2 separate regions of the Mus musculus genome follow, and region 2 is linked to region 1. A link is a loop called in an ENCODE intact Hi-C map of the cell type or tissue named here. Cell type or tissue: left cerebral cortex. All regions are shown on one strand. Links, peaks and the distances in the headings refer to the core of each region. The heading gives the core; the rest is flanking DNA.

What was found. A loop is a pair of places that touch in the nucleus more often than their neighbours do. Peaks named below come from ENCODE experiments on the same cell type or tissue, not always from the same donor. Only the 100,000 strongest peaks of a DNase experiment are listed, where the experiment ranks them.
Region 2: it touches region 1 in a loop (5-fold over the local background); 6 of 42 quality-filtered maps call a loop at or near these places.

The regions. Positions count from the first base shown.
Region 1 is chr8:24,328,116-24,343,800 of GRCm38, forward strand. No RefSeq gene overlaps it. Among named protein-coding and RNA genes, the nearest start is that of Gm30633, 46 kb to the right of the region's middle. In left cerebral cortex, for the core only: a CTCF peak has its summit at 9,743 (motif pointing left); DNase peaks (open chromatin) are centred at 9,722 and 10,814.
Region 2 is chr8:23,591,138-23,606,822 of GRCm38, forward strand. No RefSeq gene overlaps it. Among named protein-coding and RNA genes, the nearest start is that of Gm30471, 50 kb to the right of the region's middle. In left cerebral cortex, for the core only: a CTCF peak has its summit at 5,302; DNase peaks (open chromatin) are centred at 5,309 and 6,192.

The DNA.
Region 1 (15,685 bases), core at 7,179-12,178:
CAACCCAACCTTATTTATATTGAGATTCTGATTGTCAATGCTGTGCCTTTCTTAATAACATGAACACCGCATGCCACTATGTTTAACTGCTTCGTGTGTGTGTGTGTGTGTGTGTGTGTGTGTGTGTGTGTGTGTGTGTGTGTGTGTGTGAGTGTGTATGTTGAGAGTATGTATGAACATGTGTACTGGCTAGTTTTGTGTGTCAACTTGACACAGCTGGGGTTATCACAGAGAAAGGAGCTTCAGGTGAGGAAATGCCTCCATGAGATCCAGCTGTGGGGCATTTTCTCAATTAGTGATCGAGGGGGAAAGGCCCCTTGTGGGTGGTGCCATCTCTGGGCTGGTAGTCTTGGGTTCTATAAGAGAGCAGGCTGAGCAAGCCAGGGGAAGCAAGCCAGTAAGGAACATCCCTCCATGGCCTCTGCATCAGCTCCTGCTTTCTGACCTGCTTGAGTTCCAGTCCTGACTTCCTTTGGTGATGAACAGCAGTATGGAAGTGTAAGCCAAATAAACCCTTTCCTCCCCAACTTGCTTCTTGGTCATGATGTTTGTGCAGGAATAGAGACCCTGACTAAGACAATATGTATGACTGTGTGCATGTGTATGATGTATGAGTGTGTGAGTGTGTGAGTGTGTGTGTGTGTAGCACTTACTTTGAGCATGAAGGCTGCCAAGGTCTTCAATGCTCTCACAGAACTTGCTGCACTTTGGATGTGGTTTGTTCCTCAAAGGTTCATATTTGAAAGCTTAGTCCTGAGAGTAGAACTGTTAAGAAGCAGGCCCATCAGGGAGATTTTAGGTTATGGGATGTGTCCCTTCAGAAGGGATTAGGGGTCCCAGACTGTTAAACCAGATCTCTCCCTTTTCACAAACGTCTGCCTCCTGCCCTTAGAAAGTGACTCAGAAACAGTACCACCCCTTTGAACCTCCAGTACTGAGTTAAACATACCCCCTTTCATTATAAGGATACTGCCTCGAGTATTTTATTATAGTAACACAAAACACATCAGTAGAGGACATAGCACAACCTTCAGCACAGGTGCTTAGAAAACAATAAAAGAATGTAAATTCCAGGCTCTTGACAGCTTGATTAAACATCTGTTTATAGTAGAGGAACGCCATTAGCAAATGAGCCTGAATCTTCCTGTTATTGTCAAGTGGGAAAACCTAATAGAATATTTCTCTTCCATGGAAATAGTCCAAGTGTGAAAAAAAAAAAAAAAGACGAAAAAGATTAAACTGTGTTTGGCTGGCAGTTCTGAACTGAAACTACTTCTCCCGTTTCAACCTCCACATTTTTAACTAGAAGAAAGCTAGGGATTAATGTCATCAAATAACATGTCTTGTTGGGAGAGTGAAATATTTGGAAAGATGAGGAAAGTGGAAGGAAAAGACCAACATCAGATTGAAGGAGACAGTGAACTTCAGCGACACCGTAAAATGCAAGACACGGAAAACTGTTCTGTGAGGGGACAGTTACAGGTCAGCGCTTTCACAGTGCAGGAGTGGAGGACCCAAGACTTAGAAACCTGCACTTAGGGAGGGCTCAGGGCTGCTACATGGCATCCTTGGGATGAAGACTGTGAAGTGTGGTGCTCTCCGCAGGAGGTGCACTGCAAACCAGAGGGCTGGTCAGCCAGTAGCAGTGACTTCATAAATCCGATTACTTTGTAAAATTAGGACATCCCCAGGAACCGACTGAGCTGTTGGCAAAGGAAAAATCAGCAGACAAGACGTAACATTTAGATGAAGAAAGGTCCAGGTTGTTATGGGGCCCAGATTTATATAATCTAGGAGCTGCATTATGAAGTCCAGCCTGAGGTAAGAGGAATGCTGTTTGAGGACAGCCTAGACTGCATGGTGAGATACTGTCTCAAAACAAAACAAAACAAAACAAAACATTGCATTGTGACTCTTGGTATAGAAACAAATCGTGAATTATAACATGATACATTTTGTGTCATATTATATATTTTAACATGATACCATATTATACATTAGTACAAACTTAACAAAGTCCACTGAGGTTGGCGGCAGAACACAACAGTTAATGGCCTAATATACCTATACATTGACTCTTGATTTTGTTTGTTTCTGCTTTTAAGAGGGCCTCAGGCTATCATGAAATGTCCTTGAACATGTGACAATCCTCCTGTCTCAGTCTCTTGCCTCATCTAAACACTGCATACCTGGTTTAAGTTGCTCCTCCTCTTCTTCCTCTTCCTCTCCCTTCTTTTCCTCCTCCTCCTCTTCCTCTTTCCTCTTCCTTTGTTATTTTACTAAAAGGGTGGCATAATTTGGACCATATAATTTTGTATTGACTTTGCATATGACAGGTTTTTACTTTTCTGATAGGTGTTCTATAAGTTTCCTCTGGGATTAAAACATTCCATCCTGCAGGGAAGCTGATTAAGCAGAAAGGCAAACAAGTCATAATAGCTTCAGGAAGTCCCTGAAACTGACCAGATCTACTAAATCCCTCACTACCAAAGTGAGCAATTAAAACTGCTAAGAGTCACTCTTAGATGAACCAAACTGCAGGGAAGGCTCAAGGGACCAGACCTGCTGCCTGGAAGAAGCAGAAACCAGTTGAGCCCGGAAAAGGCTTAGAGCAACTGAGTCCCCTGGAAAGGATGTTTTCTAACCTGTTGAGCTTCCTGCAGGCTGTGCAGTGCGGTCTAGGTTCTCATGTATCTTTAAATTATTTCTGTGCCTGTGAGCAACCCTTTACCCATATTCCTATAAGTAATTCCAAGAAAGCTCATTGGTTCACCAAGTGGGACTTTGGTGGTATATGTACATTGATGTGCCATAGGCTCCCTGTCTGGAGTGAGAATATGTGTGTGTATGTGTTGTCTCCACAGAAAGCATTGTGTCACATAAAAGATGGGGTCTCATGATATTGTGCAGTCTTGGACTTTTGGGATCAAATGATCAGAACACCTCCATCATGAGCGTAGCTGGGAGTAGCAGCCACACGTACTATGTGCAAGATTTTTTTGAAAATAATTCATTCTACACCAATCTAGAAATTATCAGTTTCTCCTATAGAATCATAGTGGTTGCCAATGGGGGTCTATTTCTGTTGCTTCTTGGCTCACATAATAAGTGGGTAATGTCCATGTTTAGGGTGGTTTTCAAATTGGAAAGCTTGTAGCAAGCTACTTCCTTGTGCAAGCTCTTAGAAACATAGTTGCTGTGCCTAGCTCTCTAGAGACTCAAGCCTCACTTTCTACCCATGAAGACTGTGTGGGTCTGCAAATGTATATGCCCCAAGCTTTACTTCCTATCCATGAAGACTTTGTGTTTCTGCATATGTGTGTGCGAGTTGTTTATGAATGTGTTCTTGGCCCAATACAAATTTTCCATTGCCTAGGAATTGTATAAACAGAACCGCAACATACAGTTTTATGTAGAAAAGGATTTGCAAGCACTGCCACAGCACAGCTGAGTTCAGACTTGCACACTTTTCTCCTTTTCTATCTCTACATCTCCCGTGCTGAGCATTTTGTGTCCTGACTCAAACTGTAGCTCCAGGTGGCTCACAATAGCTTCATTATTCTCAGAAGTGGCTAAAAACTAAAGATAACTCCAATAAGCCCAAGATAAATGTATCCGTATCTGATCTGTCAGTGCCAGCTTCCTCAAATGCCATAGCCACTCCACTCCAGTTCAGACCAACAGGAGCTAGGGAAACAGGCAGTGAGTCAGTCTTAAGAGAGAGCAGCTTTATGAAGAACGTGCTACAATAGGAACAGATTACAGGGACCTTGTCTGTGAAAGCAAAGACATCTAACACTTGCGGGCAAGTGTGCTTCTGTCTAGAGAAGTCATTTCAAAGAGCAGGCCATACTTCTTACCAGTTTTGTCTACAGCATGTAAAACTGGTAGGAAAAAAAAATCTGTCTTTTAAAAACTGTGGTAGTGAATGCATGAACTAAAAGTGTATACAGAAGTTTAAGAAGGTTGCCGTAACACATTCTCTTAACACAGAAACCTGAGATCCAGAGTCCACCTGGGTTAATCTGTCCTAAGTCCCTCTCCGTGACCTGTGAGTGGTTCCTGCTCACAGATCCCTTCTCCCTTCCCCTGCCTTTTATCCCCCTGCACGTGGGTTGAGTGAGGAACCTTTTCTCCATGTTTAAGGTAGACAGTAATCAAGAAAGACATCAGGCATCAACAGTGGCTCACACGGGCACACACACACTTGGACCCACACAAACAAATGTGTCCCCATACACCACATGCACAGATACACAAAAGTCTCCCTTTCTTGTTGATCTGTACTTTTACCAAAGTGTTTTTAGATGTGGAATTTAAAATATAGATATTAAATACTCATTGTCCCCCCCTATACACACACACATACACCTCTTCCTCTTTCGTCTTTTTGAATGGATCTACATACACCTCTTCCTCTTTCGTCTTTTTGAATGGATCTCACTGTGTAACCCATGCTAGCCTCACACTTGTGATGCTCCTGCCCTGATTGTCAGCTCAGTTGGATTTGGGAATAGCATTCCAACACAATTACAAATTGTGTATGGGGAATTCTCGTCCATCATCTTCTTTCACTGGGTCTATGCCTTTAGAAAGGCAGATACATGTGTGTGTAAACACACATACACACACCCCATGCACACACATACAGTAACATGTACATTCAAGCATATACATATACTCACATGCATGTACACGTGCAAACATACATACACATAAATATGCACACTCATACACACATATACATGCACACACTCAAAGACATGTACACATTCATTCACACACGTGTACACATTCACACACAAACTCACACACATATACACACACATACACTCATATACACACACTTACACACACATACACATGCACACACATACACATGTATACACGAAAACATGTACACAAACAAACACATACACTCACAAACACATACACACAAAAACTCACACACATGTACAGAAGCACACACACACTCTGCTTTGCTCTTTGCTTCTCTTCCGTGTTTCTTTCTGTTTGTGTCTCTATCCTCCTTTATGTACAGCTCCCTCTGAGTTATTTTCCAGTTCATTTATTAAATCCATCTATTAAGTTATTGTATTTTGAAAATTGCAATCCGATCTTCATTTCCTGTGTTTCCACTTGGCAATTTTATTGGTGTGCTGCTGCCTCATTGTCCCTGCTTGGCAGATATTGCTAATTAGTCTTCTTTCTCCTTTCTGCAGTGTGGCCTATTTTAATAATCTATATTTACAGTGGTCTGATCACTATAATACAAGAAGTGTTGATAGATCTATCGTCAAATTTGTTTTTGGTTATTTTTATCATGAGTTTACATTTCCTTGTGTGTCTCATTATATATTTTTTGAAGTTTCTTGAATGGTTGAGCACTGAGAGAATGAAGCTGGCGACAAGTGTGACAAGAGAGCTATTTGTTTCCACTTTAGATTCAAGATCTAAAGGATTTGGCACAAATAGGAGTTGGGGTTTGAGGCTTACTGGTCTGAAGGTTTTGTTTGTTTGCCTTTTATCTCCACTCAAACGATAAGATTTTGGCTTCAAAACTGCAGAAAAGATTCCATTTTCAACTTCGCAAAGAGCATTTCCCCGTCTCACAGAGCAACTGAAATAAAGACATCTCCCCCAGAAGTCCCTTTGAGGGTGGGGGCTGGCTTATGTTCAACTTATACTTACTTCACCAGCTTGGCTCAATTCCCACCCCTGTGTGAACTGCCCCTTGAGGTTCTACCCCTAAGCCTCTGCTTCTTTTCCCCCACAGTTCATGGCGCCTTCTAGAGGACAGACCAATTATTGCCCAAACAAAAGTCTTCCCAACTCCCCACGTCCTTCGTTTATGATTTTATCTTGTACTAGAAATTCTTTTCTATGTATCTTCAAACACATAATATTATCTTGAGGATTGAAATCTATTATTTAGTCTTTCTCAGAGAATTAGTTTGAGAAAAAATGGATCACATTACTAAAAAAAAAAAAAAAAAGATGGCTTCAAGGAGCTTCAAGAGAGGTTTTATATCTTCTCTTCTCTTCACCCTTACATTGTGTTCTAGAATTTCCGTAGAAATGGTCCTTGAAGTCTTCCCCCTTGTGATCAATTAGTAATCCGTTGAGAGTTGAGGCTACAAAGACTTGAGCTGGTAACTTGCCTGCTGGAGATCTAGTTCTAGTATCAAAACCAGCATTGAGAGCTAAAACATAGGGCATTCTGTTATGGTTTTATGCCTCCTTTAGCCAGCAGCACTCACGGGGAACTCACAGTGGCAGTGAGGCATACAGTAAGTGTTACCAACAGTCAGTGGGACTGACATGCTGTTCATATTTGTCCTCATCTGATTTGATCTGATCAGATGTGGGTGATCTGATGTCACCTATAAGCTTTGTCTGTCCTTCCATCACCGGGTACACACAGCAGCCTACTTCTACATCCTGAGAAGTGAATGGGTCTTTCCTGTTCATGAAGATACTGAGAAAGCTGTTTGTCTGACACCAAGACAAGAGAACCAAAAAGCTATGAGGTTTTCACCAGCTATGCAAATGCAATAGTTAAAATTTACTAAACAAACTACACCTCTAGACCTTTGATTTTCAGCACAGAAAGCCACAGCCCAGCTGCATCGAAGAGTTTCCTGCATGCAGAGGACTCCTGCCCCTGTTGCAGTACCTTCTGTAGGACATTAAATGGAATGGGTACTGCTGGCTTGTGTCTGCAGCTCAGCACTCTGCAAGGCTCTGTGGCTCCGTTACAAGCATGCAAGAGACTCTTGTGACCATTTCCCCCATGCATTAGCATATCACCCTGCAGGTTCTGAGAAGTCTTTATGGGAAGGTCAAGAGTATGAGAAGGAAAGTGTAGCCATTAATAAGTTTCAAGTGCTTCTAGAGGAAGCAGTTTTCACAGAGCACAGGGTCACACTCACTCTGGGGACTCACATTCTTGCCTCTCCATCGCTGTGTGACAGTAGCACATTGCCCTTGTTCCCTGACAAGCCTTTTAGTGCCCATGTTCCCCTCTTGGTGCCCTGTCTGTCCTTCCCACCAAGGCTCTCGCATTAACATCCAGAGGCACAATGTAATCAGAAGAAACCAGTCAGCCATCATGGGTTGGCTCTGGATTGTTTCTAATTACTCTGGCAATGCATTCGGGTTGAATATCATAAATCCGAGGGAAATCTTAGTAACATCTGGCTTCTTTTCCTGCTGTTGGTTTCTGTCACCATCTTTCGGTGGTTGTACCTGATCAGCCCGCCCACACACTTTGAATTGTGCTATGTGACTGGCACCTGTGATGTCAAACTGTGCTGATGATTTTTGGAGTACTCTGGGAGTAGCTCAAATGGGATTAGAGCCAATGCCCCTTTGCGTGGGACTCCCACAAGTGTCTAATAGGTAAGCTTGCCATTAGAGGTTCAGGTTTCACCCTCAGGTCCTGCTAATGCTTCCGTTCCCTGAATGTGTCCTGCAAGGGGCCCCGAAATTTGCTCACAAACACAAAAGCGCAGACCAACAATTACTGGGATTTTCTTCACTCACCATCACTCCCCTGCTGCAGACCACCCTCCTCTTTCTCACAGAAACATCCCTGAGCCTGTCAGCAGGGAGGTAGACTTGAGATCTCCTCTTCTGTCTCTCGAGCTTCACTTCCCTACCTCAAGAATAAATATTTTCTTCTGAAAAACCTGCTTTGGGATAATCACCCTGTGTGGAAGTCAGACCTAGCTCAGTGGTGGACCTAGATTGATACCCTTTGCCTGGTGTGTCAGAGTGTCACCATAGCAACCAGGCCCATTACAGAAAAGCAATTTCCTTCCATCAAGAGAATGAAACTCTTAGCCTAGGTAGAGAACCGACATTCCAGTGACGGTTCCAAGGGGACCACCCCTTGGCAGATGCGTTCACCATAAGCCTAATCAGATGGGAGGGCTAATTAGCCCCTTAATGAGATAACGTATTTGTCCTTCCCAGAATCCCTTCCCTCTGGTGTAGCCGTTCCAGACCTTTCTGAGTTTTGGTTGGGTCTGCTCACCATTTTCTTCTCTTCTGTCTTTGTTTTGGATTCTACTAGAACCTAAGGATGATAATTTTGACTCTGGGCTTCCTTACTCTTTCTCAAAGGCTATACAGCTGCTTGTTGCTTCCATGACCTCAATGATGACCCAAAGGGCAGGGTTTTTTCCTTGTCCTCTGCTCTGCCTTTCTCCTCCAGGCAGCCACCATGATTTATCACTTGCCTGCCTTGGGAATTTTCTTTAAACTCTATTAAATGTCTTCCAGCTTCCCTTTGAATCCACTGAATGTTTTTATTGAGACTAAGAACCCCAGGACGGGACCCTAACTTCTCCAGTATCATATCATGACCATCAAGGGACTCCCCAAATTTTTCAGTGACAAACAGTAGCAGGTGAAGGTTTTCTTTGCATCCTTGCAGTTTCTAGGTCATACTCAGCCTGCTCCCCCTCCTTCACCTCACTCCCTGCCCCTACAAGCTACTTGAGCAAACATGAACAACAAACAAATATGGAATAGCAAAGAGGCTATAAGTAAATGTGAATGCAAGGTGATTGCGGGACCAGGTAAAGGACTCAACCTTGTATTGTATGAATACAATAGAGAAAGGTGGGAATTTATAAACCATAAGCAAGTGGAGGGGACAGCAGATCGAAGATCTGGGAGGAGACTCTTGCTGAGAGGACTTGATAGGTTCTTGCTTAAGGCAGCCTACGGTGACTAGATACTAACTCTGCCTTCCCTGACTAAGTAAGATGCTCCGTAGGACATCCTAGAGATATGTCCTGGACCAACACCATTGGTTAAAGTTCTGTGATAGTGAATCCCCATCCTCCAGTGCAGGCAAAATTCCACTGTCAATCCCAGTTTAGGAAATGCAATGTTTTTCAAAAAGCAGATTGCAATTCAATGGAATTCAGGCAGTCAATACAGTAGATAGCCACAGACAGGTTTTAACCAATTCCAATAGAACAGGACTTATCCCCTGTGATAGGAAAATGCTGTTCTCTGATGAAGAGCTGTGCTTGTGTAGTTGGTAGCAATGTGAAATGTTTTCCCTTGTACAGTGCGTGGAGGACAGAGCTTTAAAAACCGCTCATTTTAAGTATGCGACAAAGGTGTCTTTATATTATTATTCTTCACACAGGCCACTGCTTCAAGTCCATCTCTCCAATGTCTTCATCTCTCTCTGAAATCTTCTTTGCCTTGCATTTGCATAACTGAAAGCCTTACCCAAATGGTTCTCCGAAAATAATGGAATTCCCAAGAGAGAATTCATCTCAGGGTCTAGAGTGATAAAAGCGTTAATTGAGGTTTTTCCACCATTAAATGGTTTTTCTTCTTTCTGGCTTCTACTTGTCAATGGTTCTGTGAGCATTGGCTCAATTAGGGTGCCCCTAAATACACTGATTTACCCCGCCCTTTTTCAAACATAAACTGATGAGTTCATATCTGAATCTCTACCAAATACAAACCCTGAGAATCTATTCCCGACTTCTCATGTTCTATTCCCTACTTCTCATGTTATTTTAATTTCTCATTAAGGAGGTACTGAAATATATATTTTAAGGCTGTTACATGATGAGCAGAGTCCAAACTTTAAAATTCAGGCTGGCGTGACTGGGTACTTACCAGTCAGTTAGACAGTGTGGGAACGCAAGGTAATGGTCTATGACACAAATCACCCTGTCGGAGCAGCGTTTGGTGCCATCCGGTGGCTGTCCTCTGTTCCACCGGAAATGTAGCTGGAGTGAACTCCAGACCCTGTGGCTCATATGGGACAGGACTGGCATTAGAGGAATCTTTAGAAGAGCAAGCCCCACTGGCTGCTTCACAGGAAGTGAAGGGGAGGAACCTGGGTGCTTACACTCTGTCTCTGTGTACTAGCTATGTTCTCAGCCTTCCCGACTGGCTCCACGTGGTTCCTTTCAATGCCTCCTGTCTAGCACTGCTGCCCATGTGCCAAGGGGACTCTGTTGCACTTACTTATTACTCGCTATGGAACTTTTTCTCTTTACCCTCCCAGAATCCCTCCTGCTGGGGCCCCTGTAGACTACAAGGATGGGGTTCACTATGCTTGTCAACATAGCATATGGCTCTCCCTGTGAGTCTCACTTGACAACGGAGTCTTGCTGGCCTAATAATTGAATAAGCCTGGGTGTTTTTATAGCGAGTTTGGTACAGACTGGAAATTCCTGGTGGGGGCAGGGCGGTGCGGGGAGAAAAGGTCTGCGGTAAAAGCAATGAAGTGGGGGGAAAGTTCAGCACAGACCCTATTTGAATTCCTCCCACACCCCTCTCCTTTCCTCAGTTCCGGGAGGCACTGCCACTGCAGGACCTTGTGATCTGCTTCCATGCTCAGGGGGCAGCCTGAGAAAGTCTTGCCTCTGCCTTCTCAAAAGTTCCTTCAGCTTCAAACATGCTAAGTACCATATTTGGAGTACTGTGTTCTGAGCTGGGTCATAATGCATGGCTTCAAATATTTTCAAATATGGGGGGTAGTGAGCTGTCTCCTTGAGTAAAGGTACTTGCTGCCAAGCCTGGTGACTTGAGTGTGACCCCAAGACACGTGTGCTGGAAGGAGCAAACCATGTCCCTCAAGTTGTCCGCTGACTGTCACATATGTGTAGGAGGAACTTAGCCAAGTAGGCACAGCCACACTGCTGGTGTGTTTACGGCTAATATATATCCTCCCGGAGTCAATCAGAATCTGCCAGCATGGCTAGAGACTGCTGACGCTAGATCCAGCCAATGAGAAAGAGACAGCGCCACATCCAGCTACTTGACAGCCAATGAGATGCTTGGGTAGAGAGGGTAGAAAGGTTTGCCTGGTTCCTTCATGAATGAGTTTGTTTTTGCCACTTTCCTGACTTCCGGAGTCTGTGTCGTTGACTCTGCACTGGGGTCGCCAACAACAGTGTAACATGTGTACATGTGCACACATACAAATTAATAAATGTGATAATGCTTTAAATGTCAAATGTTAATTTGATAAGCAGAGACGAAGTGCTCCTGCAAGAGGAGGGGAAGATAGGTAATGGTGACTAGTGAAATAGGGAAATACTGCGGCCCGGGGTCTAGCTTGGACTCAAAGACCGGGGAGACAGATTTTTGTTTCAGAGACGAGAATAAACAAGGTGAGAAATTACTGAACGCAACTGCAGCCAGGCGAGCAGATCCGAGAACATTCTGTCTAAAGTCTAATGATTTTCTGATGAGGGCTGCTCAGGCTGAGAGTGACCCAGTTTCTCAGGCCCACGAGAAGCCAAATCTGCATTGTGTTTCACTTACGGTGAGGACCAGTGTTTGCGCTTACCTTTTAGGAGGCTAAGAATAGTGATTTGAAGGGCCTGTGTCTAGCCTTGGGTAAACAAGGGGCGAGTCTGTGAATTCCGGCCCTTTGGGAAGTTGTGGTTCTTTGCAGCAAAGTGCTTTCAGGACAAACCCATGAGAGGGTTTGTTTCACAGGCACTGTATCTCTGGGAGATAAGACTTGGGATGAAGTGTGTTAAGCAATGATGGCTAAGCAGGAGGAGTAGGTACCCTGGGCAAGATGCACAGAATGGGGCGGTAAAGCAATACAGTGGAACAGTTGCACCTGAGGCCTCACCAGCTCTCCGTTGCTAATCCTTTCTAACAACCGCAGATTGGTTTTGTTTGTTTTTGTTTTTCATCAGTGGCCATGATCAGAGCACTCTGGAGGAAAAAGAAGGCCCTCCAGTGTGATTTATTTGAATGGGTTAAATACTCCACTCACATGCCAATGGCAACCTGACAACCCTACAAGATATGTCAGTATTGTCCTTATTGGCTTACAGACAATTCCACGAGGCTCTTCCCAACAGCTACCTGGCAGTAGCTTGTATAATCACTGCCCATCAGGTGCAGTGTATAAGGAGACTGTTTGCACCCCAACTCCCTTCCTCCTCTCCTCCTCCTCCTCCTCCTCCCCCTCCTCCCTTCTCCTTTCTCTCTCCCTTCTTCTTCTACTTTCTTTCTATCTCTCTGTTCTCACTGATCCCAGCTGGCCTCTCTTTCTCTCCTTCTGTTCTTCTCTGTCTCCCCCTCCTTTGCCCCTACCCCTTTTCCAGGTCCCCACTCCCCTCCCTTCCCACAATAAATCTTTTATATTATGCCTGCCATATGGTGTGATTTCTCGGGAGACACCTCCCCAGGGGTTCATCAAATATTCCCTTCCCCCCGCCACAGTCTGTCACTTATATTTCATAACAGACTTCAAGTCAGAGTGAATCTTGTTGGGGTTCATAATGCAATACCTCAAAGGACTGGTCTCATGGCTCACATCTTCAGTCATTGTACAAAAAATGTCTGAGATCACCAGCCGCCAAGGAGAAAAGGCTCGATTTTGCTCACTGTATCAGAGGACTCTGTCCATGGCAACCTGACCCTGCTGCTGCCGGACTCTCATGGTGGAGAATATGTGGAAGAGGACATTATTTCCCTCCCACCAATTGGAAAACAGAGACAAGAAGGCAACAATACAGCAAAGCAGTGTCAAGACACACCCACAATGGCCTACTTTACTCTTAGTAGGTTCCAAGCTCCTAAAAGCTTTGCTGCCTCCCAGTAGAGTCACGGACTGGTGACCAAGTCTTTAACACATGGACATTAAGGGTCTATTACAGGTCTAAACTATAGCACTAAGCACAAAAATTGAGCAGTTAGTTACCCTGGGCCTATGGATCTTGGATCAGAAGGTTCCTGTTGCCTATAAAAGTGTGATCAAATAAATGTATTAGATATCCCTCTGACTTGCTTGCCTCTTGATATGGCCCGTGTATCCACTGTGAGCCTTTTTGATGGATAAGGGGAGGGAGACGCATGTTTCTTCCACAGCCTAAAGCAGTAGGATGTTTTTAAGGAAGTTATTAACATGATTTATATAATTGAATAGAGTGTTTTAAGATTATCTTCAAATGTGTGTTCACATAAATTACAGAGAGCATAATTTGCTCTAAAACATATCTTGATAAATTGCATGGCGGGCTCCGGAGAAATATGAACCATGGGGTAAGGGAGATGAGAAAATATTGGCTAAGAACATTGTTATTTATAAAATGCAGGAGTATACCACTTGTAAATATTTTTAAATGCTGTCACATTCTGTGGGAAAATATTTTGAAAGTAAATGTGTTAGCATCCACATAGCATATGTTACCTGTGTTACCACCAAGTAGGGAATCCAACTGTCATGGTGCAGGAAAACCCTTTCGTCCTGGACTGCAGATTACCACAGATTAAGAACAGCAATTCTGGAGTTAATAGGAAAAAGAGGGCACTGGGACTACATTCCGATGGACTAAATCCTGAATTAAGGAAGGTGGTAGAAAGGGACCGGTTTCCATCTTTCTTTACGAGTGTGTGAAGTATAGAATGTTCTCTTCATAAATCAAGATGCCTGCTGCGGCGATGTGAATCTTTGCAGCTGGGTGAGTCCCGTGGGGCGAGGTGCTGAACTGACCTTTTGCTGGGGAAGACCTTGCAGGGGTTTTGATGCCTATTAGTCCTCCTTCACAGTGTCCTTCACAGAGTAGTGTTTTTGGAGTAGGTTGACTATTAAGGTCACATTGGAGGCACCTGAGGTGAAATTCCCACAAAGAAGAAAGCATTGTGAAAGTCACAAGACACTTATTGGTTGCTTTGATCAGGGTGTGGGCGGGACAGGTTCAGGTACAGTGTGTATCACCCTGCTATTTAAGGACAAAATGGGGATTTGTTTCCATGTGTGCATTTCCTGTTTCAAGACTGGTTTCTTTTTTTTTTTTTTTTCCCTACCACCAACTGCAAAAGTAGGACAAGACCACAGTCAGTAATCACGAGGCGCCAATGGAGTGAATGTAGTCCAGGTGACTGAAGCAGCCGCAGCCTCCTTCCTGCCATGACTGCTTCATGGAACCTCATGGAACCTCATGGATCCTCAAGCGGGGGCATTGGGGAGTAAAGTCCAACCGAACAGAGAAATGGGCTGCTCACCTCTTCACCATCAGCAAAGCCTTTGGTCAGATGGAAATATACAGAGTGTGGGGAGAGACGGGAGACTAGTCCTTAGCACTTGTTAGTAATTAAACAAGCAAACGAGCCCATTGAGATGTGAGACTATTGGGAGATTTCTAGGCAGAACTGATGGGAAGAAATGGATGGAAATCACTTAGGACTGATTTGAGACTTCTCTGTGAAGTGAAATTCATGTAAGGGGAAGTGTGCAAAAAAGCCTTTGGGGGAAAAACATCCCTCAAATGCTTTCATCTAAAGAGCCTGGGTCTAGAGGTGAGGAATGGTCTTTAGACCATCAACAAATATGTTAGCTGTTGATTTCCTGGCACCAGTGAGTTTAACCCCTTGGTGCAGGCAAACCCACGATCTGAATGAGAAATTCAGGAAAGAGGTGAGAAAGAATCGAGACCAATTAAACATAACATTGCATTCATTACACAAAACCATGCAGCAACATAGAAGGCAAATGAATATATCTGCTACATAAAATGTACATGATTAACAATGAAGGAACAAAGACTTAAGGGCCCAAATTGGGGGTATATAATAATAAGGATAATGACAACGATGATACTATAGGCCAAGGCATAAAAGATAAAGAACAGAGTTTGCCAGTTTCCTCCTGTATGGGGTTTCGTGATACAATGGTTACAGGATGAAGTGTTATATTAGCACTCTGGATGCTAGGCAAGGACCTCTTCTTAGTTGCTGTCCTCTTGAAAGAATAATTCAGCCAAAACAGGTGCAGTGTGAAGATGTTTATTGAGTGGCGTGAAAGTGTCCTCCAAAGGGAACCGTGAGAGCTGACTGACCCTGAGATAGGTTGGATGAGCTCTGCTTTGCTGCTGCAATTTCAAGGGTTTTTGTTTTTTGGTGGTCTCCTCCTTTGGGTGGTGTCACTAGCCAGCAAATCCCCTTGGGTGCCACCCCTCTTTTTTTTTCAGTTAAATCATGTTTTGGGTGCCCCAGAGTCTTAGAAACTCATCCTAAAGATGGAAGCAAAATGCTAACAATAGATATGTCAGTGTGGTAATGATATGATTATCAGGGTGTGCTGATCCTGGCAGCTTGGGGCCATGGCTTTCCTTGCTGGACTTGTTCAGGGAGGGAAATTCCCTACAGTTTTTCATTGTTGTATACCTGCTTCTTAGGGTATCCCTGATGGTGAAAGGAAGCCTGGGCAGAGACTGGCAGGTACTGAGCCTGCCCTCTTAATCCCAGCTCCAGCTGGTATATGAATTATTTAGGGGCTGGAGAGATGGCTCAGAGGTTAAGAGCACTGACTGCTCTTCCAGAGGTCCAGAGTTCAAATCCCAGCAACCACATGGTAGCTCACAACCATCTGTAATGGGGTCTGATGCCCTCTTCTGGTGAGTGTTTGAAGACAGCTACAGTGTACTCATATAACTAAAAATAAATAAATCTAAAAAGAAAAAAGAAAGAATTATTTAAATAAGTTGTGTATTCATACATGCTCAAAGAAGCTTGGTTCTTTTTTATTTTGTTTGGTTTTGTTTGGTTTTTCTCCTCACACAATAAGAAGTTACTAAGATTACTGATTAGCGAAATTACCGATGCTGATCCAAGATCTCCAAGTAAGGATGTATTCTTCCACCATATTCTTGACCTTTTCATCAAGATTTGTAATATT
Region 2 (15,685 bases), core at 3,507-8,506, 740 kb before region 1:
AGAGTAGACATTCCTCCAGCGTAGATATGCAACGAGTGTACAAAAGACAGTCTACGTCATTATTTATTCACTAGGGAAATTCAAATCAAAGCCACAGTGACGTACCGTCACATATTCCCTAGGGCAGCTATATACAGACAGACATGACACATGACAGACACAGCACAGGGAGTTTGGTATGCTTGTGCATTGATGGTAGGGAGATAAAATGACATAGCCACCAAGGATAAACCAAAGAAAGTTGAAGACATGCATCCACCCTAGAATGTGTGCACAGATGTTCATAGCAACGCGATTACCCCCAAACTGAAAACAACGCAGTTGTTCATCCACTGGTGAGCCAATAAATACAGTAGACCATGTAACCACACAGTGGAGTAACCACACAGTGGAGTAACCACACAGTGGAGTAACCACACAGTGGAGTATTCTATTCCAACGTCGTTCATGAGGAGCAAAGCACCAGTTCATGCTGCAGGGTGGATGAAGTTTTACATCACTGGCTCATAGGAGAAGAGCAAGATGTAAAAGGCCACATGTGGCATACGATCTCATTTCTATGAAAACTTAGGGACAGGGATTAGGTTGTGAGGCTGCTGCTGAGTAAATGGACCAGACAGAGCACTGCACACGCTAGAGCATCATTGTGAAACTTTTAGTTAAAGTCACCATAAAAACACATAGCAGAATTTATAGGTTATAAAATGGTGACCAGAGGCATGTCTCCTGCCTGAGATACTCATATCAACATGAATAAAATGGGCATACCTGTGAATATGTGTTATATGTGTTCAGGTAAAAGAAACTAGGGAATAGTAAAGAAAACCAAAAGCTAAAAGGGAAGACTAGTATGATAAACACAGCTTAGTGTGACACATTGTAAGAAAACCCATAAAAACAGGAAATTCAGACTGCTTTTGCATAAAGCAGCAAGGTACACAAAGCACTGGCCAACCCCAGTAAGTGTTCATACAAACACAGACCTGGAGTCAGGGGATCATGAAGTAGGGAAGTTAAAGCCAGCAAAAGGACCAATCTATCACTGTTCAAATGGGATCCAAAACTTACATGAAATGGAAATTCCCCAAGAAAGCATACTTTCTCAAAGGTGAGATGAAACAGGTGTGAGCCAGTTTTCAAGCCTGGGACAGAATATCCGGGCATAACTTCTAAAGAAGGTAAGTTGCTTTGGGCTTATTCATGGTGTGAGTCGGTGTTCAGGTGGCAGGCAGAGAAACGTGGTGAGTGGTGAACGGTGGAACAGAACTACTCATTTCATGGTGTGTGTGTGTGTGTGTGTGTGTGTGTGTGTGTGCATGAGAGAGAGAGAGACAGAGAGACAGAGAGACAGAGAGAAACAGAGAGAGACAGAGAGAGACAGAGATAGAGACAGAGACAGGACAGAGATAGACAGGCAGAAATAGAAACAGAGACAGACAAACACAGTGACAGAGACACACAGACAGAGACAGAGAGAGACACAGAGAGAGGTGAGGAGGGAGGAAGGGAGAGAGATAGACACACAGACAGAGAGACACAGAGAGAGAGAGGTTAGGAGAGAAGGAAGAAGAGAGAGGAAGGGGAGACAGAGATACACGAGAGGAGAGGAGAGGAGAGGAGAGGAGAGGAGAGGAGAGGAGAGGAGAGGAGAGGAGAGGAGAGGAGAGGAGAGGAAGGGGAGACAGAGACACACGAGAGGAGAAGAGAGGAGAGGAGAGGAGAGGAGAGGAAGGGGAGACAGAGACACACGAGAAGAGGAGAAGAGGAGAGGAGAGGAGAGAGGAGAGGAGAGGAGGGAGAGGGGAGAGGGGAGAGGGGAGAGGGGAGGGGGGAGTAACCAGTTCTAATATACCTTTCAGGGATTTACCTACAATGACTTCACTTCCTCTTTTAGGCCTCACCTCTTGTCTTAGTCAGGGTTTCTATTCCTGCACAAACATCATGACCAAGAAGCAAGTTGGGGAGGACAGGGTTTATTCGGCTTACACTTCCATGCTGCTATTCATCACCAAAGGAAGTCAGGACTGGAACTCAAGCAGGTCAGGAAGCAAGAGCTGATGCAGAGGCCATGGAGGGATGTTCTTTACTAGCTTGCCTCCCCTGGCTTGCTCAGCCTGCTCTCTTATAGAACCCAGGACTACCAGCCCAGAGATGGTCCCACCCACAAGGGGCCTTTCCCCCTTGGTCACTAATTGAGAAAATGCCTTACAGCTGGATCTCATGGAGGCATTTCCTCAACTGAAGCTCCTTTTTCTGTGATAACTCCAGCTGTGTCAAGTTGACACAAAACTAGCCAGCACACCTCTCAAATGCTCTACTATCCCCAATAGCGCTGTATAGTAGCAAGCAAACCTCTAGCCTATGGAGAACATTTAGGATACAAAGCCATAACAGTCTTCAACAGAACCTGGTATCGCCTCCTTATGAAAACATAAGCTGTAAATCACTGGGCACATGTTTAACATTGAGAACATATTTATACAGTTTATACACAAATATGCTTGGACCTAATACAGAGCTCTGCGGTAAAACACTGCAGGCTTTTCCATGAAGGTTGGGAACCGTGGAAGGGTGGCGAGCGTCTTCACTGGTACATAATGCTCTATGGACAATAAGAGGCATCTCAGATGCAAAACAAGAGGATGGCAAATGGGAAAGCATATACATGTCTGGAAACATTTTGACGGCAAAACCCTTAATGATAAATCGAGAGGAAACGTCTACAGTACGTTTGCAGATGCTGGTCTAATTACCCCAATCAGGAGGGAGATAAACAGTCAGAGACTTGATGGAAAAAGAAGAACAAAGTAATGGGCAGAGGACAGAAACAGCATCCCTATGACTTGTAAATAGCCTGATAAAGAGCGCACAGCGCATGGAAAGAAGAATCCAAAGCAATATGGCACTCTCACGGCATTTCCATTGACTGAAACCTCAGAAGCTTCCGGCACACTGTGGGAAGGCTGTGGGAAAGTAGGGCTCTTGTGTGCAGTGCCGGCAAGTGACAGAGTCTGAAGAGCCTCTGATGGGATCCCTGGACACAGCACATGGAATAGTAGATGTATCATCTTTGGACCAGCAATCTGCTTCTGGTAGTTTTCTAACAGTATATATTTACTCCTGAGGATTCAAAATAATAGATACTGGATGTTATGCACAGCTGGTATCTGTCATGGCAAAATATTACAAACAAAATGTGCACCCATAGCTGTTAAGATGTAACACTCCTCAAAGTGAAATATCCCATCCTGGAGGGAGGCTCCTTAAACTTGAGAAGTAAAACAACTCTCAAGTTTCAAGAAGTTCCTGAAATTTACTAGACTAATAAGACCACCCAAAATGTGTCTGTTCACATGTACACCCACACCCACACCCACCCACACACCTACACACCCACACACGCACACACATACACACACTCTACAAATATACAGGCAGTAACAATTGCTGGAAAGAAGATATTTTATGAACAGTCAAGCTTCCTGCAAGTGGTATAGAGAGCTTTCACAGATTATCATTCATGCTGGGTCATGCTGGTGATGAAACTGCTTTTATAATCATGATCCTGTAAGTAGCCTTTCACCCACACTCCAGTAAATAACTCCAGTAAACTCACTGGTTCAGGAAGCTAGACTTGGGTGACATTCTCTTTGGTTTGTCTTTGGTGTCCTACCTAGGGTGAATAGAGATTTGTTCATAATCCCCAGGGAAAGTCATACAACAAGAGGAGACCGATTGACTGGACCAGGATGGAGAGGACCTGTCTCCACAGGGATAGAAAGGAGAGAGATTGCTCTTAATTACAGTGAGTCAGATTCAGACCATATTGCTAACAGGCAAAGAAGGATGTGAATGTTGCATAAATTTTGTTATCCTCTGCACAAAAATCCCGGGGAGATGAACACAGTCCTGGGCATGCATTTGTTTCTTTGTGTCAGGTATGCATCCTACCAATGGCACCTTTTGTTTTTACATGAAGAAAACCAGGAAGGAAAAACTTGACCCTCACACAAGAGCGGATTAAATGAAGTATGTGGCATATCCTATTTTAACTTCGGTTGTACAGGTTGGAATTTTTACAGAAGTGATGTTGGAAATTCAAAAGCCCAGAGCCACATCCTAACCTAATGCCAGCACAGATCAGGGCAGAGAAGATAACTTGTGTTAGTCCTTGCTGATTGCCGAGGGGACCTGTAAGTGGTGACCTTGAATAGTATGGAGTGGACTGTTTGCATGTGGGCCTGAGGTACAGGCACTTACAAAGCTTGTCACCTAAGGACCTACCAACACCCATCAAGGGCTACTAACTCAAGTCCCACCTCCCTCTTCTCTCTGTCTTCCTCCACAAGTATTCTACCCTGTCTGGCCTCAAGCTCCATCCTGGCCGCAGATACAAAGGAACAATTCCAGCCTTCTGGGAACTCCAACTAGGGAGACAGACAAGTGTTGAGAGAACGCTCATTCTGGTGGCCTAAGTAGTGGGAAAGGAAATTCATGGCACTTGGAGAGACGAGGAAGAAGGTCATAGCTCCTTCAATTCAGCTTTACTGAGGCAGGTTAGAACTGTTACTCTGGCTCCTTGTAGTGTGGGAGAACTGGTACTATCTCCGAAGTGGATAAGCCACCCATTCCATCTGGGCTCTGGCTAAAACATTCCCCCCTTGTCACTAGCAGACCCTTCCCACCAGGATGGAGGGTTCTGCTGTCTTGTATGACCATCGTGTTTGGCCGGTCTCAAACCTCTTAGGCAGACTCTGTCCATAGGATTATTTGAATGACTCAAAGGAGCTGATTGATGGCTGCAGTGGGAGGAATGTCTCTCTCAAACTTGACTACCCCAGGTACATTGAGAAGGGGACCTAAGTAGATATTACAGCCGTGGTCTATTAGCCATGAAAATACCCAAAGCAAGTAATGACAAAAAAAATCCAGCCAACCTGCCCCTTTCTTGCTATCTTTTAATGAATAAAAAAAGAAAAATAAAATATCTCGAGGTGAGTATTAACTTTCTTACTTCTAGTAGATGGGTCTTTCCTGGAGAGACGCTATCTAGTTCAGAGGGAATGAGCCTGAGACCGGCATTTTAAGCCAAATCAGTGCTAATTGCTGATATCTCTTGCTGCTCCAAGATGATTGAGAGCGGGACTGGATTGGCTTCTTGCTGAGAATAATTATGAGGCGTTTCATGCTATGCTTTAACCTCTGGGCTTTGGCTCAGAAAATCCCTTTGTCCTTAGTGAAGAAGTCCCCCAAAGGGCTGTGGGATTTTTGGACAGACAGCTGCAACACCAGTCTCTTCCACACGGTGGCAGACCTTCCCCGGGAAATGCGCTCTTCCGCGGCCATCGCAGCCTTAAGCAGGGTTTCACAGCAATCCTTGCCAAATGTCATTTATGTTGACTTGGCTCTGTTAATATGTCAGAGGGGATATGTGCTCAGACATACTGGTCAGGTTTGTTTATTACAGTTTCTTTTTTTAATTTAGAAAAAGAAATCAAAACAAATAAAGCTTTCACTATTTCAATGGGTGCGCATAATGGATCAATCGGAATAGTTAGAGAGGGGTATGGGAGGGAGAGATAAGGAGAACAATTGGGTGGATAGCCACAGCTGCAGCGCCCCTTGATGCAGTTCTTTCTTTCACTGTGGTGTGGATACGATCTCAGTATCTGTTTCAGGTAATTTGTCCTGGTGGGAGGCAATGCTTTCTCTTGCCGCTCCCTTTAAAATGGCAGGGGAATGATTCTCCCCACTCAGACCCGCAAGCTCCTGCTTCCTTCAGGAACTGGGGAGGCTTCCCCCAGTCTTGTGGCTGGCTACTTCCCCTCTTAGGTGCTGAGAACTGTTCTTAAAAATTGGCTTAACAAAACCAAACAACCATGTGCACACATGAATAAAAATGAGATAATCACTCTAGAAAAGAAAAATCTCTGTACATAAACCCAACTCCAGGTATGGAGATGACACAGAACTAGACAATGGAGGAAGACTTCTCCATACTAGGGATTCTGGGACCCTCACTCTCATTCCCTGGTCGCCCCCCAGCATCTAATCACCTGGTCGTGATCCATCGCTGGAGGGAGCCTGGCAGGCACAGTGCTGTTGCTGAACTTTGAGCTGTGTGACTCAGAAGGCCACCGTGGTCTCTCCAAGCAGAAAGCAGGTGTCACTAAGTGACTCACAGTCAAGCACCCAAAGGGAGGCAGATGCAAGATGCAGCTGGGGAGGAACCTTGCCTGGAAGCTGACAGCATTTTCAGGACCGCCCCACCCCTGCCCAAGTCCTACATGGCAGAGGCAACCAACAGAACAGCTGGCTTGGACTCCGGGTGGGACATGGGCCTCTTGCTCACAGCTGACTTAGTAATCAAACAGCCAAATGTTGCTTGCTGTAGGCTTTCCCTAAAAAACGATTTCTGCAGAATAATACTAAAGAATGCCACCTTTCCTCAAAGTGCTGGCTGGACCCGAGTATTCAAAGTTCATTCCCTGGCATCTATATCTGTTGCTGGAAAAGCTATATCCAGGGAAACGAGTACTGGGGAGTTCATAGAGGAAGCCGGTATCATCTTAAAGTATCCATTTTTACTGGCTCTTGAGGCGCTACTAGTGGGGGCTGCAAGGTGACTCTTGCAGGCTCAATGGCCTCTTCTGCTACCCAGGCAGGGGTCTTGGGCTGGTGAAAAACATGCACGGTGCAGACCAGACCCACTTCAGAGGGCAAATAGATCAGCAACCACCAGACTTTTGCCTAGCAAACCATCTCCTTGCTTTCTGCACACTTAAAGAACAAACAAACACACACACAAACAAGTACCTCATAGCACTAAACTTCTACCCACTTTGCAAAGAAGAAACATGGTGGGATGGGGGTGGGCAGGTCTCCCTCAGACTCTGACTTCTGCATCTAGCCCTCGGGCCTCGAGCCGTTTGCCAGGGATCAATCCTGTGCTCTTGGATACAACCACACTCTGGGCCCCTTTCTTGTCACATGAGGTCAGAGTTCCAGAACCGCCTCCTGTACCTCTCAGAAACGTCCTATTCTTTGGTTTTTCCGTGCAGGTTCCAAGCGTGTCTCATTGTCCCGTGTTCCTAAGGGAAATGAATGATTCCAGTCTATTTGTGTGATCCCTTGTAGACTGATCTTTTTTATTCCCAATTTTCCCCTTTCATTAAAAATAGATTATTTGTTCTCCTGGCGTCCTCATCCCTACTGACTCGTACAGTCTTTCCACCTCCCTTCCTGTGGGATTTCCTGAGCTCTGAGGGGAGGGATTTGTTGGAGACATCCCACTTAGACTCTCTCATCTAGTAATGTCTGGCTGGGGGTCTCTGCTTCTTTCCCATCTGATGTCCTAGAAAACCTTTCTCATGATGCCTAATAAGGCACTGATCTCTGAGTATAGCAGAATATCATTAGGAGTCATTTTATCGACTTTTTTAAAAAAGCATTTATTTAATGTATATGAGTACACTGTCAGTATCTTCAGACACACCAGAGAGGGCATCAGATCCCACTGTAGATGGTTGTGAGTGACCATGTGGTTGCTGGGAATTGAACTCAGGGCCGCAGGAAGAGCAATCATTGCTCTTTACCAGTGAGCCATCTCTCCAGCCCCCCACTTTTGATTTTTAAAGACCAGTAGTGTTTGGTTTTCCCTTCCATCTCTGGGATACCTCACTCTGGTTCTCGGCCACTGAAGTAGTGTAAGGAATGGGTTCCCTCTTGTGGAGTGGGCCTTAAGTCAAATCAGTCAGTGGTTGGCCTACTCCCACAAGTTCTGTGCCACCGTGGCCTAAGCATATTTTGCAGGCTTGGCAGACTGGAGGTCAAAGGTTTTGAGGCTGGGATGGTGTCTACATTTCTCTTTCAGTAACCTGCAGAAAACCTTCTCACCCCAAAGAGACTAGAGCGTAGGGGTAAGGGCTCCATCTCCATCAGCCCAACATCTCCCTCTCCCATGAGTTGTATGGATGTTGTCCCTGTTAATGACTGCGTTCTTACACTGGCGTCAAGACATCCGGGTGTGGGATGATTATACATTTAGGTGTTTGTGATGGTTTGAATATGCTTAGCCCAGGGAGTGGCACTATTAGGAGGTGTGGCCTTGTTGGAGGAAGTGTGTCCTTGAGGGCGTGGACTTTAAGACCCTCATTCTAGCTCCCTGGAAGCCAGTATTCTGTTTGGATGGGGACAGAGAGAGAAAAGAAGGTCTGAGGGCAGCCTCCATGGTTTCCTCTTCATACACTGGTCTGACTTAGGCTTTGATTTCTTCCCCTGTAGAATCAGGATAAGAACACTATCACAGCCAAACATTGGTCTTGGTTTATTAACAAAGTGCTTATTATTCTTGAGTTAGACTCTGAAGTCTCGTTTGCCACAGTCTCAGGCTTTGGCGTCAGATGGAGAGAACAGAATCAGGCATCTACACGGCTGTGTAAGCTTGAACAACTGGTGAGCTCATGAGTTAGAGCTATTTACTGGGATATCTGCTGTAGTAGTTGGGGATGAAGGCAGAGGAGATGAAGAGGGAAGTTCTGGAATGTAAGAGGAGGATGAGAGAGAAGATAACATATCTTAGGGAAAGCCAGTTTGGGGCAGCAAACTTCCAAGCTTCCAGGGTGAGTCTCTCCTTGCTACCATCTACTCAGGCCCTGGCTTCTCCTAGTGGGATTTTCCTCTCATAAGGTAAGAGGTTATGGAATGGGGTACTTTCACCTGGGGCCTCCATGTTAGCCCCCGTCACTCAGGGACTTCTCTGGAAGGGAGGCCATGCCTTGGTTGCAGCTTGTTTGCAAGTTGTGTAGTTTGATTGCTAATACTCTCCATGGTAACATGACCAAGACATCCCTCATCCTTGAAGCACTGAAGGCCTATGGGAGAATTCCCCAGGTGGGAGATGAGATATTGGTAGACGTAAGCAGTGTAGAGTGTAGACAAAAGTCCCTATATTCAGGGGAAGGTGCTTTCCCCCATCTGATTTGTGAATGAAGAGCAGGTAAATACTAGGGACCAGACAAAGTAAGATTAGGAAGGGACCATGAAGGGCAGAGGTAGTGATGCATTATGGGATAGGGTGTTTGCAGTACTCCTCAGGCCACTTTGGGACAAGTCTAGCCCCAGATGGAGACACACCCACAACAGTCTGTGTTGTCATGTCCTCTTGGGAACCCATGCTGTGGAAGGAGCAAGCCACAGGCTTGACTGACAAGTTAGTTAGTTAATCCATTACTGTTGCGGCCGCCAGCAGCTCGCAACATGAACGGTTCGACTGAGAAGGCTGTAAGAGAGGAATCTAGATGGGGCGAAAGAAGAAATGGAGCTAAGACAAATTCATTTTGATCAAAGCTCAAATTTTATTGTTGCGACACTAGTTATGAAGGAAGGGGGAGGGGACCCGGTTCCCGCCAAGTAATCGGGGTCCAGTAGAAAGGTGAGCACGTGGTGGCACCAACAGCAAAGCGGCAGGGTCCAGCAGTGGGCGTGGCAGAATGAATGAGCAGGAAGCTCCACCCCTGAGCAAGCAAGTTTCAGGCTGGGGGAGGAGAGACTACACATTACCAGTCTCTCCTCTTAATGACTTCTCCCCAGCATAAAAAGAATCATGTCAGACTCAATCCAAATATTAGGGAACAGGGCTGCATGTAAGCATCTAATTACATACCGGTTGACCAGATCGAAGTAACACTTCAAAGACCCTTTCCTAGTGGTTCATTAGCTCACGGTTCCCGCGGGCAAAGGAAGGGAAATGGACTTAAGATGGCGCTGGCAGAGATTTGTGACTCCAGTCAGCTACTTCAGCCAAGTGTTCTTATTAGAGAAAAATCTTATTAAGAGCAACGGGGGCCTGAGTAGATGGTAGCAACCCCTAGCACAGGAGGCTTCCTCACACCACCTGGGCCTGTGGCCACCTCCTTTACCAGGTGACTCCATCTCCTCTCCATCCCGGGGAAGGTCAGACGCTGTCCTCAGGGTTTTCTTTCTATGACACAAGCTCAGCAACATGCTTCAATGTTGCTCAGACTGGACAGCCCTCCTCCACCCTGCCTACCTTTCTACCACACAACACAGCAATCTTCCTCTTCGCTCCCTCTGCTCCATTCTTTCTCGGATGCCCACTCCACCGCTGTGCTCTTATGGAGACCTGTGTGGCAAACCAAGGGCCTTCTCAGTCAGACTTGCGCCCACCAGTCTGCTCCATGGGCTCCTTGATTGTATTTGTGTTCCTCCTCCAAGTTCCTCTCTAATGTGCAAAGCCGGAACTGTCCTTCACCTGCTATTATTGAACAAATGTGATTATTCTATACCATTATTCTATATGAATATATAATATGAAAAATACAATTAACTATTTGCATTAGGGTTCTTTAGCAGGATAGAACCGAAAAATGTATATGCAACGATAACACGGAATTTATTAGGTGCATCCTGAGGCTGGGTTCATCCCACAAGGGCTGTCTGCAGGCTGGGAGAGCTTTCAGTCCCAGAATCTTGAAGCCTTAGAACAAGAGAGACTGGTGATGCAGCCACTGTGTGAGGCTGAGAGTCTAGAGCCGTCCTAGGGTCTCTGGTCTAACTCCGTGTGTGTGTGTGTGTGTGTGTGTGTGTGTGTATAAGACTGAAGCATCATGTCTGCAGGCAAGGGCATCAGTGGGGAAAACACCGCTGAGCCTCCTGTTGTGACAGCGAATCCTGCTTGTTGGCTTGACTGGATTCTGAGCCCAGAGGCATGTCTTTAGGGATGTTTCTAGAGCGGTTTAGCTGATACTGGAAGATGCTCTGAATGTCAGCATCACAGCCCCATGGGTTGACTCCAGGACAAACCTGAGAAAGTCTGTTACCTCTAGCATCCATCTCTCCATGCCAGTTGCAACCAATGGCCTCATAGTCCATCAGACATGCCTTCCTATCCAGGTGATGGCTCCCTAAAACCGTGAGCTGTAATGATCCTTTTAGCTCATCTCAGTTAGGCTTTCTATTGCTATAATGGAACACCATGACCTAAAAAGCAAGTTGGGGAGGAAAGGGTTTATTCAGCTTACATTGTATTTCAGTGTTGAAGGGAGTCAGGACAGGAACTCAAACAGGGCAGGAAACTGGAGTCAGGAGTTGATGCAGAGGTCACGGAGACCACTTGTTCATCAAGGCTTGCTCAGGGTGCTTTCTTATAGGACCCAGGGATGGCCCCGCCCACAGTGGGCTGGGCCCTCCCACATGAGGAACTAATTAATACAATGCCTTAGAACTGAAACTTTCGGAGGCATTTCTTAATTGCGATTCCTTCCTCTCAAATGACTTTAGCCTGGGTCAAGTTGAAACAAAACTGTCCGGCACACATTCTGAAGTTGCTGTCGTCATGTATTTTTTTTCCCAGTAGTGAGAAAGGTCATGAATACATCTCCCTTTCACCCCTTGGTTCCATCTGAGCTCCTGGCATATTGGATGATGCTACCCACATCCAGTGTGTGTCTTCCACTGTCAGTACACTGTCAGTACACGGACACACAGCCAGTCATCTTTGGCGTATGCTTCCCATTGATCCAGTCTATTGACAAATATTAACCATCGCAATATGTAATTTATTCTAAACCAGTTCTGTTCTCTTTCTAGTTTTAAGCCTTTGAGGACTTGGCGACTTAGGAATTATAACGTATTAATCAATTGTAGAACTCTGGCTATCTCTCCCCTTTGCACCATTGACGCTGTAGGGCAGCAGGCAGCTAACAGCAGGGTCTCGTGTGGCCTTTGCTGTGTCTGCTTTCCTGGTGCTTAGCTGAGTACTGGGTACATACAGGGTGCAGTCACCATCCAGCAAGCAGGCAGCTCAAAGAGATTGCTTTCACATCTTAACGCCCGGTGTTGATTAATCAAGACAACGGTTTGACAGGCCTGTCTTCAGAAGTGAAGTGCTCAATGTCTGAGGCAAAACAAAGTCCTGGAGCTTGTGCCAGTGACCTGAGTCAGGCCTGGGCAGTAGTAGGTGCAATAAGAATCACAGGGCAAAGCAAAGAATTGGATTCTTGCAGGAGAGTGCTGCACAGAGAGGGGGCTCCTGGCCTGTCCTACTCGTACATAGTCTGGTTGTTGTATACTTTACTGTGATCCAAATGGTCACCACATGAGAAGTACAGGCCCTCTTCATCCTTAGCTATGAAGGATAAGGCTTCTCCAGCCACGCATTTGCAGGGACTTGCCTAAGTTGAGATCTGGCCTCCTGATGGCTTGCATGCTCAGAGGTAGAGAGCAGCCCAGATGCACACGGACAGTTCAAGTTACCAAGCGTTTCCTGCTACGGGCCAGGCAAGAAGGCTATGTGCTTCCTGGGCCTCCTGGAGTGATTCAGCTCTGCTTGAGGTGTGAAAGCAGCCACAGGCAATAGGCGACTGTTCCTGAAGAGCAGTGGTGAAGGGCTTGGCCCATAGGCTGCATTGTCTTGTCTCCAAGCTGATTAGTCAGGTGACTTGACAGCCTGTTTCTGTTGTTGTTTGTTTGTTTGGTTTTATTTGTTTGTTTGACATAGGGTTTCACTATGTAATTTTCTTTGCCTGCCCTGGAACTTGTTTTTGTAGACTTGGCTGGCTATGAATTCATAGAGAAGAACCACCTGGCTATGTCTCCCAAGAACTAGTATTAAAGATGTGTGCTCTATTCTTCTTTTTCTTTTTCTTTTTCTTTTTCTTTTAATTTCTCTCTTTTTTTTAATTTTTCTTTTTCTTTTTTTCCTTTCCCTTTTCCTTTTCCCTTTCCTCCTCCTCCTCCTTCTCCTTCTTCTTTTTCTTCTCTCTCTCTCTCTCTCTCTCTCTCTCTCTCTCTCTCTCTCTCTCTGTTTCTCTCTCTCTCAAGACAGGGTCTTACTACGTAGCTGTGAGCTGTCACTATCCTGGAACTCATTATTTAGACCAGGCTGGCCTTGAACTCACAATCAGCCTACTGTTGCCTCCCAACTGCTAGAATTAAGGATGTGATATCTGGCCATGTTTTGATTTTTAAATTTACTTTTCATTTATGTGCATATGGATGGTGTATATGTGTAGTGTGTGTGTGTGTGTGTATGTGTGTGTGTGTGTGTGTGTGTGTGTGTGTGTATCCCTTTGGAGGTCAGAAAATAACTTAAGAGTTGGTTCTCACCTTCCACTCTGTTTTGAGGCAGAGTCTCTCTTGGCTTTGTGTCACTGTGTATTTCAGCCTAGCTGGTTCCCGGGTCTCTGGGCAATTGTGTTTCTACCTCCCATCTCACAGCGGGAGAGTGGAGACTACAGATTCACACTGTGCTTCTGGCTTTGTGCATGGTACCCTGTGATCTGAACTCAGACTCTCAGGCTTGAGTGGTAAGCAGGGTTATCTGCTTGTTCACACTGTTTTATTCTCAAGAGGCTTGCTGCAGGGGTTAGTGAGGGGCTCTAGAGTCATAGAACTTATGGAACGGATCTGTCTCTCTCCCTCTCTCTCTAAATATCGTTATCATCTATCTATCTATCTATCTATCTATCTATCTATCTATCATCTATCTATCCATCTATCTGGGATTTATTGGAATGACTTACAGGCTGCAGTCCAATAGCTAACTGTGAGTGGAAAGTCCAATAATCTAGCAGTTACTCAGTTCTATAAGGCTGGGTGTCTCAGCTAGACTTCTGTCTATGATGGAATCCCAAAGAAGGAGCCTCCAAGGCCAGGAATGGATGTGCTAGCAAGGCGAGAAAGCAGGCAAAGAGCAAATGTTTCCTTTTTCTATGTCCTCATGTAGGTTACCAGCAGAGGGTGTGGTTCAGATTAAAGGTGTGTCTTAAAGCCTCAAAGGTCCAGACTACAAGTGGATTCACATGCTACAAACCACTGTGGGTGTGCCCTCCACTTCTAGATTGTAGTTCATTCCAGATACAGTCAGGCTGACCACCAAGAATAGCCATTACACTGCATTACCCACACTGGGTAATGGTAATTATCCTTCTGCCTCTGCCTCCCTACTGCTGGGCTGTGTCATCTGCTTCCAACCTAATTTTGATCTGTTTCTGTTTGCTGGGTCCTACAGGTTGTTGCTTCTGTTCTGGGAACTCCAGTCTGGTCACTGTTTCCCATAGCCATGTTTCTGCTGGAGTATAGCTCTAAGTGACTCTTCCACTACACAGAGGAAAGCCGAGAAAAGAGATCAGGGCAACGACAAGAGAGAGGCCAGAGTTACTCATGAGGAAAGATGTGGAAACATATGTCTGGGATAGATTGAGAAGAAAGGGGAGGAGAGGATAGGAAAGGGAGGGAGGGAAAGGGGAAGGGAAGAGGAGATGGAAGGGGAGGAGAGAAGTTTATTTTAACATTTTATAAGCTCTGCTGCTGAAACTTCTTAGCGTCTCCCAACCACCAAGCCAAGTAGAACAGTTTCATTTCTCCTTGGAGAGATTTAGAGTGTGGCACAGGCTGGCTTCTGTGTCTTGGAGAGACCAGATGAAATCTCTTTGACTTTGGAAGTCCTCAATGTGCGCATGGACAGACAGAAGAGCTCATGGCCCGAGAGAGGTACTCCCTCCTTAGCCTCCAGGTGGCGCTGTGGTGCACTTCCTCATCGGTATTCTGCCCATACAATACATGGTGGGGCATGGTAGCTATTCTTCCTTTCGCTTTAAAAAAAAGGCAAACATGAAATCAAAACAAGAGATGGAGGAGATCTAATTAGGAGTTCATAAAGCAGGGTTGGTATCTCCATTATCAGGCCGGAGCAAGACGGCTGTTTTCTTTCTACTCTGTCACTGATATAAATGAGTTTTTAATTCCCCCTTTTGTGAAGAGCAGGTTATCACACTCTATTCATTAAGTGATTCGAGGCTCTGCATCGGGGTTTAACCGTGGTTTAAATTAGCAGGCTCTGCCTTTGACATCCTTAGAGGGACAGAAATAAGGAGGCCAGAGAGAGGTAACAAACCCTCTTATGTACCCATCGGGTCTGGATTTGGGTGCTGAAAGATGCAGGCATGACCTTGGACAGACTGGAGGTGAACGCTGGAGCCCTGAGTGGAAGGGTGGATGGGTCTCCTGCTGTGCCCTAGGTGGCCTCCTGTCTCATTATAGTGAAGTCATTGTTACCTCTTCTTTCACAGAGTGCTGTGGCTTCTGTGACTTCCTGTCTGGAAGTCCCTGCTGCACCCGCTCTGGTTCCCCTACTTACTGCTGTTGCCCTTCTCCAAGTTCACACCCCTCCACCTGTCTGCAACCACCAAATGCTCTCAAGAGCCAGTGGTTCTCAACCTGGGGGTTGAAAGGCCCTTTCACAGGGGTCACCTAAGACCACCAGAAAACACAGATATTTAACATTGCAATTCATAACGGTAGCCAAGTTACAGATGTGAAGTAGCAATGAAAATCATTTTATGGTTAGGGTCACCACACCATGAGAAACTGGACTATTGCATGGTCACAGCATCAAGAAGGTTGAGAACCACTGTTCTAGGGGGAACACACACCAACTCCCTACAACCATTAGACTTTCCTCTTGGATTTCTCTTGGCTTTTAAAATATTATAGATGACTGATGCTTGTGTATCTTTGTTTATCTTGCCTGATAAAGTAGACCCCAGGGTCAGGACCCTCAAGTTTACTGCTCATATACAGACGTTCATGTCTATTCAAGACAGAGCAAAGAGAACCAGGTCCCAGTGAGGAGGCAAAGAGAAGTCCGCAAGCATTTAAGAAG